3 separate regions of the Homo sapiens genome follow, and all the other regions are linked to region 2. The links are chromatin contacts, found by Hi-C or POLR2A ChIA-PET in ENCODE. All regions are on one chromosome and are shown on one strand. The core of a region is the stretch at or near the end of the contact, and the rest is flanking DNA. Distances in the headings are between cores, read along the strand shown. Region 1 holds the start of SEPTIN9 (septin 9). Region 2 overlaps SEC14L1 (SEC14 like lipid binding 1). Region 3 overlaps SEPTIN9 (septin 9).

The links. A loop is a pair of places that touch in the nucleus more often than their neighbours do. ChIA-PET counts read pairs that join two places held with the same protein, here RNA polymerase II (POLR2A). Pooled maps may share reads with other maps.
Region 1: a loop to region 2 is called in a pooled map, with 3 times the contacts of the local background. The contact joins the promoter of SEPTIN9 here to the enhancer-like site in region 2. A Hi-C loop is called at or near these places in 2 of 50 pooled maps. POLR2A ChIA-PET finds 5 or more read pairs at or near these places in 2 of 52 experiments (PC-9 and activated naive CD4-positive, alpha-beta T cell).
Region 3: a loop to region 2 is called in a pooled map, with 5 times the contacts of the local background. The contact joins two enhancer-like sites. A Hi-C loop is called at or near these places in 2 of 50 pooled maps. POLR2A ChIA-PET finds 5 or more read pairs at or near these places in 3 of 52 experiments (PC-9, Panc1 and activated CD8-positive, alpha-beta T cell).

The regions. Positions count from the first base shown.
Region 1 is chr17:77,279,744-77,282,767 of GRCh38, forward strand. SEPTIN9 (septin 9) reads left to right here and starts at 1,756. Exons shown (of 12, transcript NM_001113491.2): 1 at 1,756-1,811. The coding sequence starts at 1,793. SEPTIN9-DT (SEPTIN9 divergent transcript) reads right to left here and starts at 2,154. Exons shown (of 3, transcript NR_136503.1): 1 at 1,869-2,154. RefSeq lists an enhancer at 1-485 and a silencer at 2,087-2,250.
Region 2 is chr17:77,210,984-77,214,114 of GRCh38, forward strand. It overlaps SEC14L1 (SEC14 like lipid binding 1), which reads left to right. Exons shown (of 17, transcript NM_001143998.2): 15 at 967-1,218; 16 at 2,331-2,509; 17 at 2,935-3,131. The coding sequence ends at 3,040. Among named protein-coding and RNA genes, the nearest start is that of LACAT1, 41 kb to the right of the region's middle. RefSeq lists enhancers at 1,082-1,191, 1,532-1,581. Within about 2 kb of position 1,613, at least 9 of the 41 ENCODE cell types and tissues checked have a DNase peak (open chromatin) inside an H3K27ac peak, as active enhancers do.
Region 3 is chr17:77,324,202-77,327,107 of GRCh38, forward strand. The region is part of intron 2 of SEPTIN9 (septin 9); the gene reads left to right. Among named protein-coding and RNA genes, the nearest start is that of SEPTIN9-DT, 44 kb to the left of the region's middle. RefSeq lists enhancers at 843-1,112, 1,223-1,532, 1,724-2,642. Within about 2 kb of position 1,495, at least 34 of the 41 ENCODE cell types and tissues checked have a DNase peak (open chromatin) inside an H3K27ac peak, as active enhancers do.

The DNA.
Region 1 (3,024 bases), core at 506-3,005, 69 kb after region 2:
GCTTGCTGGCCAAGTCAGGACACGGCCTAAGCCGGAATCTGCTGGTGCTGGTACAAGCGGTGAGTGGGCGTGTGGGTGGGGGTTGCGGTTAGGGTGTGGACATCCCAGAATCCAGGACGCTGTTCACAATTCGTCCATACTCCCTGCTCCCCTCCCTTACAGCACTTCCCTCCCGAGGCCTCCTGAGCCTCTAACCCCCAGATAAGGAAAGGGGTGGACTCAGTTGAAGTCCAGTGTCCACTCCGGTCCAATCAGCTCTACCTGGGGTGAGGGGAAACTCCTCTGGCTGGGCTGCTCCCTCTGCAGGGCTGTGGCTGGACAGATTACTCAAGAAAGGAAGCAGGTGGGCCGGAACGAACCCACGGTGCCACATAGGCCTCCGTTCTCATGCATATAAGTTTCCCACACTCAGGCAGGAAATGAAAATGCTTCTTGGACCCCCAAGGAGAGTAAAGGAGAGGGGAAGAGGAGGAGGATTTTTCGGGGCTGTTAGTGACACTTTCAGCCTCCTGTGCATTTTTGGGAGGGCTGCAGGAGAAGGCAATGCTGCGCCCCTACCCAGAACTAGCGAGCGCTTCCCAACTGGCCTCCCGCCTTCCTCTCGTCCTCTACGGCCTCCATTGGCAGCTGTGCAAGGGCCCGGCCCTGCCTCTGTCTCTCCACACTCGCTGTGATACCTCAGGCCTCCCAGGCTCCGCCACGCCCTTCCCTCTTTCGGGAACAGCTGCCTTCCATCACCTTGGCTGCCTGGCTAATTCCTGCTCATTCCTTAAAACCCTGTTTTGATTTCGCCTCAATAAAACTCTGACACCACCCTCCAGTCATAATTAGTCACTTCTTCCTCTGTACGTTGGAAACACCGCTTTATCGTGGAGACTTTAAGGATATCCAAGTAGAGAGAATTCTTCCGTGCAAGTTTTGCATCCTCTCACCACTGCCTGCGTTACCCGAGTTGTAAAGGGCGGCTCCCTGTGTCTGCCCCGCTGCACCGATACACCGAGCTGCGCACGGTGCCCAGCGCAGGGAGAACAAATGATCATCTGTCCAACGCGCCCATTTACAGGTGAGGAAACTAAGGCTCCAACTCAATCGACGCACTCTGCCCTTTTGATTACCAGAAAAGTAGCAGGACAGGTGTCCTGTCCCGCCCTACCCCGGCCCACTAAGCCGGCACCCCGGCTCCGACCCCCGGCTGTGCCCGGCGCCGCCGCGGTGCCCGGCGCCGCCGCCTCGCCCGGCGGGGCCGCCCGGAGCGCCCGCACCTCCGCCCGCTTCCACCTGGCCGGGCCCGCCCCGCCCGGACTCGGGACTGGGAAGTGCGGCGACTCCCGGAACCAGCCATTGGCGCCAGCGCGGGGAGCTGGGGGTGCAGAGCTGCGGGCGCGGCGGGCCACGCAGGCGGCCCCCACCCCCGGCCTGGCCTGGTCTGGTCTGGTCTGCGCTGCCGCGCGGGGGCGCCCCCTCCCAGGCCCGGCGCCCGCCAGCCCCGCTCCGCCAGGTGCAGCGCAGCGCAGGGGTGGGCGGGGGTGGGGCTCGGCGCGCACGTTCACGGGGCGGGGAGGGGGCGGGTCAGGGGCGGGACCACAGCCGGCTGGGCCGGGGTTCTATGCGCATCTCCGGGGAGGGGCGGGGCGGGGGCGGGGCCGGGGCGGGGCCCGGTCGGTGCACTCCAGACGGCGGGCCGCCCCCTCTTCCCGCCTTCCTACTACCGGCCCAGGATTAGCGCCCTGGGAGCGCGCGCCCCGCTGCCTCGCCGCCACACTTTCCTGGGAGCGGCGGCCACGGAGGCACCATGAAGAAGTCTTACTCAGGTGGGCTTCGCGCCCGGGGTGGGGAGGGGTCGGTGTCCCGGGACCAGCGCTGCTCACCTGAGTGCCTGCGGCCGGGAGTGGCGAGGCGCCCCCGGAGCTGAGCGAGTCCCCGCGGCGGGCACACTGCAGGTCGAGTTCCTCCCAGGACAGGGCCGCTGTCGGGCCGCTTTCGACCTGAGCCGACCGTCCCCTGCGCTGTCTCCAGCCCTTGCTCGAGTGTCGGAGGGGCTGCCCTGGGGGACGCTCCCTCTTCCTCGCCCCTTGCACCCTCGCAGGAATCGCTGACTTTCCAGGTCGGCCGGGTGCTTTGGGTCCCTGTGCGTCTGTGTGGGTGAATGGGGTCGGGGCTAGGTGGAGGGGTGTCCTTGGGTTCAGCCTCTAGGGCTGGTGGTCCAGGCCGCAGCATCCTTTCTTCGGATTCTCTTCGGTTTCTCCTCTACTTAGTGGGGCACGGGACGGCCTCCAGATGGGACCGTCCAGCAGCGCCCAAACTTGGCGACTCGGGTTCACGTTTTGCGCTCAGGACGCCGCCCGCGGCTGACATCCTCACTCCACCCTAGCAGGGCCCGCCTTAAGTAGGCGAAGGGGGCCTGACTTGGGCCTCACCATGAGCCGGTTCAGGAGCTTTCATTTCATAAGAGGCTCCCGCTCTGGCACTCTGAAGTTCCATTTCACAGATGGGCACACCGAGGCCACAAGGGCAGGTTAAGAGAAATCCAGATCTTCATTATTTGTCTTTTCCTTCCTTTTTTTTTTCCTTTGTGGTTTTCTCCAAAGGATCCAGGCAGGCAGGATCCTTTGTCCTCCTCAGTCCTCAAATTATAAATAGCGTCTCCTCTTCTAAATCTAGAAACCGTTTGTTTAATGTCCCTCCTTTAATTCATTCAGATAGAAAGGTACCTGCCAAGGATCCATGAATTAATTTTTATTGATAGGAGAACAGAATCATGGGCCTTAGTTGGAGGTGAAGGAGTCATCGGGGCCATCCCCCTGCCTTTGGGCCATTGTCGGTTTCCTCTGGCTTTCCATATTTAGGAACCAAAATGAGTGATAAAGTACCTTGTCTCAAAGAGGATTACTCAGAACTTCCCCGAAAATACCCTTCTGGGTCAGTAGCTTAGAATTTCAACTTTCACCCGGTTGTTGCGAACAAGATGGCCCTCTACGCACCCGGAGCACAGCTCTGTCAGGAGCGTGGGTGGGTTGGTGTGCT
Region 2 (3,131 bases), core at 363-2,862:
AGGCCTCAGGATGGAGCTGCCTGGGGAGCCACTTTGCTGAAGAGGGGGCCGTGCCACGTGGTGCCGCCTGCTGTTCTTAGACAGGACCCTTGTACCTCACTGAATCTGCTGTGGAAGGACATTCTGAAGTGGCGTTTCAGTGGTGAGGTGGCAGTGGTGGGATTAAAGGGGCCCGGCTCGTAGAGCAGCCACGCGCTGAAGGGCACAGCAGACAGCGTGCATGGGCTGAGAGGGGCCGTGGGCCTGGCTCTGCTGCTTCCTTAGGTGGAGTTTTCAGTGACTGCAGAACTCTGCACAGCTGCTTTTCATTCTCACGTCCGCCCCCGCCCAATCTTTGAAACTAACTTTGATTATTCCCTCCTGGGTAGCTCTGTCGGTGCTGTGTAAGTTTGGTTTTCAATTGGTTCTCAGCACCCAGGGGGTGACCACCTCAACCCCATCTCTACTATGCCAGGGGCTCATCCCGCTCACCCAGCCTCGCCACTGTTCTCTCGTGTGAGCCTCACACGGCAGGCCCGGTTCCATGCCCCTGCTTCCCCCTTGCTGGGAACGCTGTCCTCAGGCTCCCCTGCCTGCTCTTTCTTTAGCTTTCACCTTCTCCAGGGCCTTCTGTTCTGTCCAGCCCAGGGCAGTCCTCTGAACCACTCATGTACGAGCTCACAGTGTTTGGTGTTTCTAAGACCTGGCCTCTTAGAGTGTGTGTGAAGATGGTGTATGGGAGATCTTGGACCTCTAGGTGCAGGTCACAAAGAACACAGAGCTTGGTGCATGACATGTAGCAGGATCCAGCGGTTGAATGGATGGTGGTGTGTGACTCTGGGGAAAGAGATCCGTCCATACGCATTCAGCGTTTCCCTCCCCAGCTTCAGCACCTGCACCCTGGATCCCCTGGAGAGCACGATGCGCTCGCAGCATGCCGGCCTGGTGCTCGTGGATCGTGGCTGCCTAACGCTGCCTCTTTTTCAGATTCTCATTCAGATTGTGGATGCCTCGTCAGTCATCACTTGGGATTTCGACGTGTGCAAAGGGGACATTGTGTTTAACATCTATCACTCCAAGAGGTCGCCACAACCACCCAAAAAGGACTCCCTGGGAGCCCACAGCATCACCTCTCCGGGTGGGAACAATGTGCAGCTCATAGACAAAGTCTGGCAGCTGGGCCGCGACTACAGCATGGTGGAGTCGCCTCTGATCTGCAAAGAAGGAGAAAGCGTGCAGGTAAAATCACACACAGGTCAAATCGCGCATCCGTGACTCCACACGGCCAGGTGATTCTGTCTTGAGTAGACTCTTTGCTTCGCTCCTTGAGCAGCCCTGTGTAGCTTTTGAGGCCCTGCTTGTGGAGGAGCAGCTTGCCTGGAGGAGCAGGAAGCCAAGTGGGTCTCGTAGGAAGGAGTTCAGGCCTCGCAGTGGTTTTGGACAGAATCTGCGACTTTTCCCAAAAGCAGCCTGTGACAGGAAGGGAAGGCATCGCACGCACGGGCCCAGCTGGGCTTCATAGGATTTTTCCCCCCCGCCTCATTTCACCGGGTTGTGTTTGTCTTTTTCAAAGGAAAATCACCCTAAATAGAAGTAAGAGGGACAAGTACTTAGAGAACTATTAGCTCTCATTACCAAACCTTCTAATTTGTTTCAAATGCTTTCAGTTCCCTTTTCACATTGTGGCTGGTTATTTTGGGTGCCTGTGCTCACAGTAGCCTCGGGGCGGGGGCATTGCTTCTGGCCTTCATAATAGATGCATCGTTTTGCTGCCTTTACAGTTTTCAGGGGTAAGGCTTGTCAGTGTTTCAGTGGTCTTAGAGGCAGAGTAAAAGAATCCTTTGTCCATTTTAAAAACAATGAACAGCTAAGCTGTGTTAACCAGTCATGAATTTCGGAGAGAATGGAGAAGGAGCTTTCCACGGATTGACGGCTCACTTTAGGGTGACGTGCCTTCAGCCCCGAACATGCTGGATGATTGGCAGCATGTCAGAGAAAGTGAGGCCAGGTCCAGGGAAGCTGTGCTGAGCCCTCCCTCCAGCATGGGTGCCACCAGCCTGCCAGGCTCCTGCCTCCGTAGGTGGGGTGGGCTGGGCAGGCCTCGTGAGGGCCACGGACATGGAGCTTGTCCCTCCGGGCTTCCCAGCACCCGGGAGTGACCACACTCAGTAGAGGGAAGGACATTGTCAAACCTGCTGCTGAAGCAAAATAGCAGGTTCTGAATCCCATTGAGATAGTTTCCGTAGCTACATGAAATCCTAAAGACAGTCCCCTTGGCGCTTGTCAGGCCTGTGGTAGGCCAGGGGTCGGAAGCGAGTCGCCCTCAGCTGCCACTGCCCTACTTGTTCTAGGGTTCCCATGTGACCAGGTGGCCGGGCTTCTACATCCTGCAGTGGAAATTCCACAGCATGCCTGCGTGCGCCGCCAGCAGCCTTCCCCGGGTGGACGACGTGCTTGCGTCCCTGCAGGTCTCTTCGCACAAGTGTAAAGTGATGTACTACACCGAGGTGATCGGCTCGGAGGATTTCAGGTGCGGCCACCCTCGCCACAGCAGGTGCTGCGGACAGCTGGGCATGGTTGGAGGGAGCCTGCAGTCCCACGCCGTGTGCAGGATCAGCAGTGGCGGCGGGTGTCAGGAATGCTTGGAGGGCCAGGAGGGAGTGGCTTTGGGGTCATTTGTTGGCACGGTGACTCCCTGCCTGTCTGCAGAGGGAGAGTGTCGGAGACAGAGCCGACTGACTGCCTTTGCTTTAGCTCACACTGCCGTCTGCGTGCAGGCTGTGGGAAGCCGGTCCCCCTGGTGGGTTACTCATGTCCATCCCCCGTTTGCAAGCACTGATGGGGATGAGAAGTGAGCAGAGAACAGGGTGGGCCACGAAGTCCAGCAGGCAGTGTGGGCCGGCGGGTGGTTGGCAGGGTGGTCCTCACGCCTCGCCCCTCCCTGTGCCATTACAGAGGTTCCATGACGAGCCTGGAGTCCAGCCACAGCGGCTTCTCCCAGCTGAGTGCCGCCACCACCTCCTCCAGCCAGTCCCACTCCAGCTCCATGATCTCCAGGTAGTGCCGCGCTGCCTGCACCTAGTGTGCAGAGGGGACGGCCGCCCCTCCTCGGACAGCCAGCTGCACCCGCCCACCCAGCGGCGACATTGTAC
Region 3 (2,906 bases), core at 245-2,744, 110 kb after region 2:
GGTAACCCAAAATGGTCCCATCTCAAGATCCTTAACTTCATAACGTCTGCAAAGACCCTTTTTCCAAATAGGCCATGTTCATAGGCTCTGGGGTGGATGTAAATTTTAGGGGCCACCTTTCATCCCCCTGTTGTCCCCGTGTGTCTGGATGCACAGCATGGTTCCATGTCCCAGACTCCTTGCTGGACCCCTCTGGCCCTTTGGGGTGGCCTTTGGCCTTTTCCACTCGTTTCTGTGCTCCTGGTGAGGTGTCGGGGTCGGGCTTAGCCCCTGCAGGAATTCTGGGGACAGCATGGAGCCGGCAACTCCCCACCAGGCGTCTTCCTACCTGCCCAGAGCTCATGGTTGTGAGGGGTCTCTCCTTGTGGTTTTGATTTGCAATTCCCCAGTGGTTAGTGATGTTGAGCATCTTTTCGTGTTTATTGCTCATTTGCACATATTCTTGCAGAAATGTCTGTCCAAGTCCTTTACCTGTGTTTGATTTGGATGATTGTTGTTGCTGAGTGTTAGGAGATCTGTAGATTAATATCCAGATACTAATCCCATATCTGACCTATGATTTGCTGCCATTCCATGGATTGCCTTCTCCCCACGTTGTTAGTGCCCTTTGATATGCAATTTTTTTTTTTTTTTTTGAGATGGAGTCTGACTCTGTTGCCCAGGCTGGAGTGCAGTGGCATGATCTTGGCTCACTGCAACCTCCGCCTCCCTGGTTCCAGCGATTTTCCTGCCTCAGCCTCCTGAGTAGTTGGGATTACAGGCACCCGCCACCACACCCAGCTAATTTTTGTATTTTTAGTAGAGACGGGGTTTCACTGTGTTGACTAAGTTGGTCTCGAACTCCTGACCTCAAGTAATCCACCCGTCTCGGCCTCCCAAAGTGCCGGAGTTACAGGCGTGAGTCACCGCACCCAGGCTGATATGCAAATATTTTAAACTTCTATGACGTTCCACTTTATCTATTTGTTCTTCTGTTGCCTGTGCTTTTGGCGCCATATCCAAGAAATCATTGCCAAATGCAACGTCAGGAAGCTTTTCCCCTGTGTTTTCTTCTAAGAGTTTTGTGGTTTTAGCTCTTGAGTTTAGGTCTTTGATGCAAGTTGAGTTGATTTTTGCATGTGGTGTAAGGGCTGGTCCAGCCTCATGCTCTGGGCTCTTGATTCACTTCTCTTCTTTTCTCACGCCCAGCTGGTTCCGCTGGGTGGCGGGGAGGAGTGGGGAAGTCCCGGGCTGGGCCTGCACTCGATCATCCCCTCTCAGGCCAGCCAGGGAGTCTCAGCTCCTGCCCAGGACCTGGCTGGACGTGCTCCCTACCGGGAAAGCCTGGGCCGTCTTTCTAGGCTGATGGCAGGGCCAGCCCGGGGCGTCCTGAGGCCTGCCCTGCGGACATGCCCCTTGTTCTAGGTGGTGTGGCTGCCCGGCCTGCGTGTGAGACCAGCTGTCTGTGCTTCAGGCCATGGAGGCTGAGTGTTTCCAGCCTGTCCCCTTGCTCGGCTCTCCCTCTGGGGAAGCCCCTGCAGCCCATTCTCTGCCTCCGCTTCTGCCATCTGTGCCTTTGTCTGCTTCCTGTTTGGAGGTGGTCATCCCTGGGGCCACCCCTCATGATCTGGACACAAGTCTCCATCCTGAAGCCACCACCCAAACCCCTGTGCCTCAAACCCCTCCCACCCACCACATGGGTTTCCACTGTGACCAACTCAGCAGCTGATGAAGCTTCCCTTGGGGCTCTCCTAGCAACGGGGAGCTGGCTTTCCCGGAGGCCTGGCCTCTCCCTAAGTGGAAGTGGGGCGTGAGGGTGTCAGCCTTTTTCTGCTGCCTGGTGCTCTAGGTTGGCTTGTCACCCCTGGAAGCACTTGCCATCCTTATACAGCACCCCACACCCACCTCCCCGCCTCCTACCCCTTCTTCCAAGGGGTCATCTCTGCTTCCCTCCCCACCCAACCTCACCCATGTGGTCCGCCCAGCAACCTTTGACCCCCAACATGACAAAATAAACCTCCCTTGCCGGTCACTCATTCATTCATTCAGCATTGGGTGCTCCCTGTGGACTTGGCGCTGGGGTCCCGTGGAGGACAAAGCCAGACACAGTCCTTGCCCTCATGGGACTGCACAAGTGCAAGACCACATCAGTAAACGTGAAACACAGGAAGTGACAGGTGTGACAAAGGGGACCAGTGGCAGGACAGAACCTGCGGTTCGTAGGACCAGGTCAGGAGGGCTGCCTCGGGGGGACACCTTCGGGCTGAGCGCAGAAGGATGAGGGGAGTAAACCAGGCTCAAACCCAGCAGGCAGAGGCGATCGCTGCAGGCAACCGGCAATGTGTTCAAAGGCCCTGGGGCGCGGGGGGCTGAGGCCGGCAGCACGGCAGGAAGTAAGACTGGGGTTGAAAGAGACTGACTGTCATGTTGTGAAATATACACTTGGTTTTCATCTCCATTTCCTGGCACACAACTCCTAAAATCCTTGGAATCTCCAAAGTGATGTCTTTTTGGATGCTCATGATTGACAGACCAGCTGGCAGCTTCAGGATGGTTCCCAGGGAAGACCAGGTAGAATCACAAGGTTCAGCACCACCCCGCAACCTCCAGGTAGGGGAGAGGGGCTGAAGGTTAAGCAGATCATCAGCGGCCAATGATTGAATCAATCATGCCTTCGTAATGAGGCCTCCGTGAACACTCAGAAGGATGGGGTTCCGGGAGCTTCTGGATGGATGAGCATGTGGAGGCTCCTGGAGGGTGGAGCGCCTGGGGAGCACATGGAAGCTCTGCGTCCCTCCCCCATACCTTGCCCTACACATCTCTTCCCCTGTATCCTTTGTAATATCCTTTATAATAAACTAGTAAATTCCATGAGCCCCAGGAACATGTGTAAAAGAAAAAAAAAAGAATAAACCATAGCTGCTGTA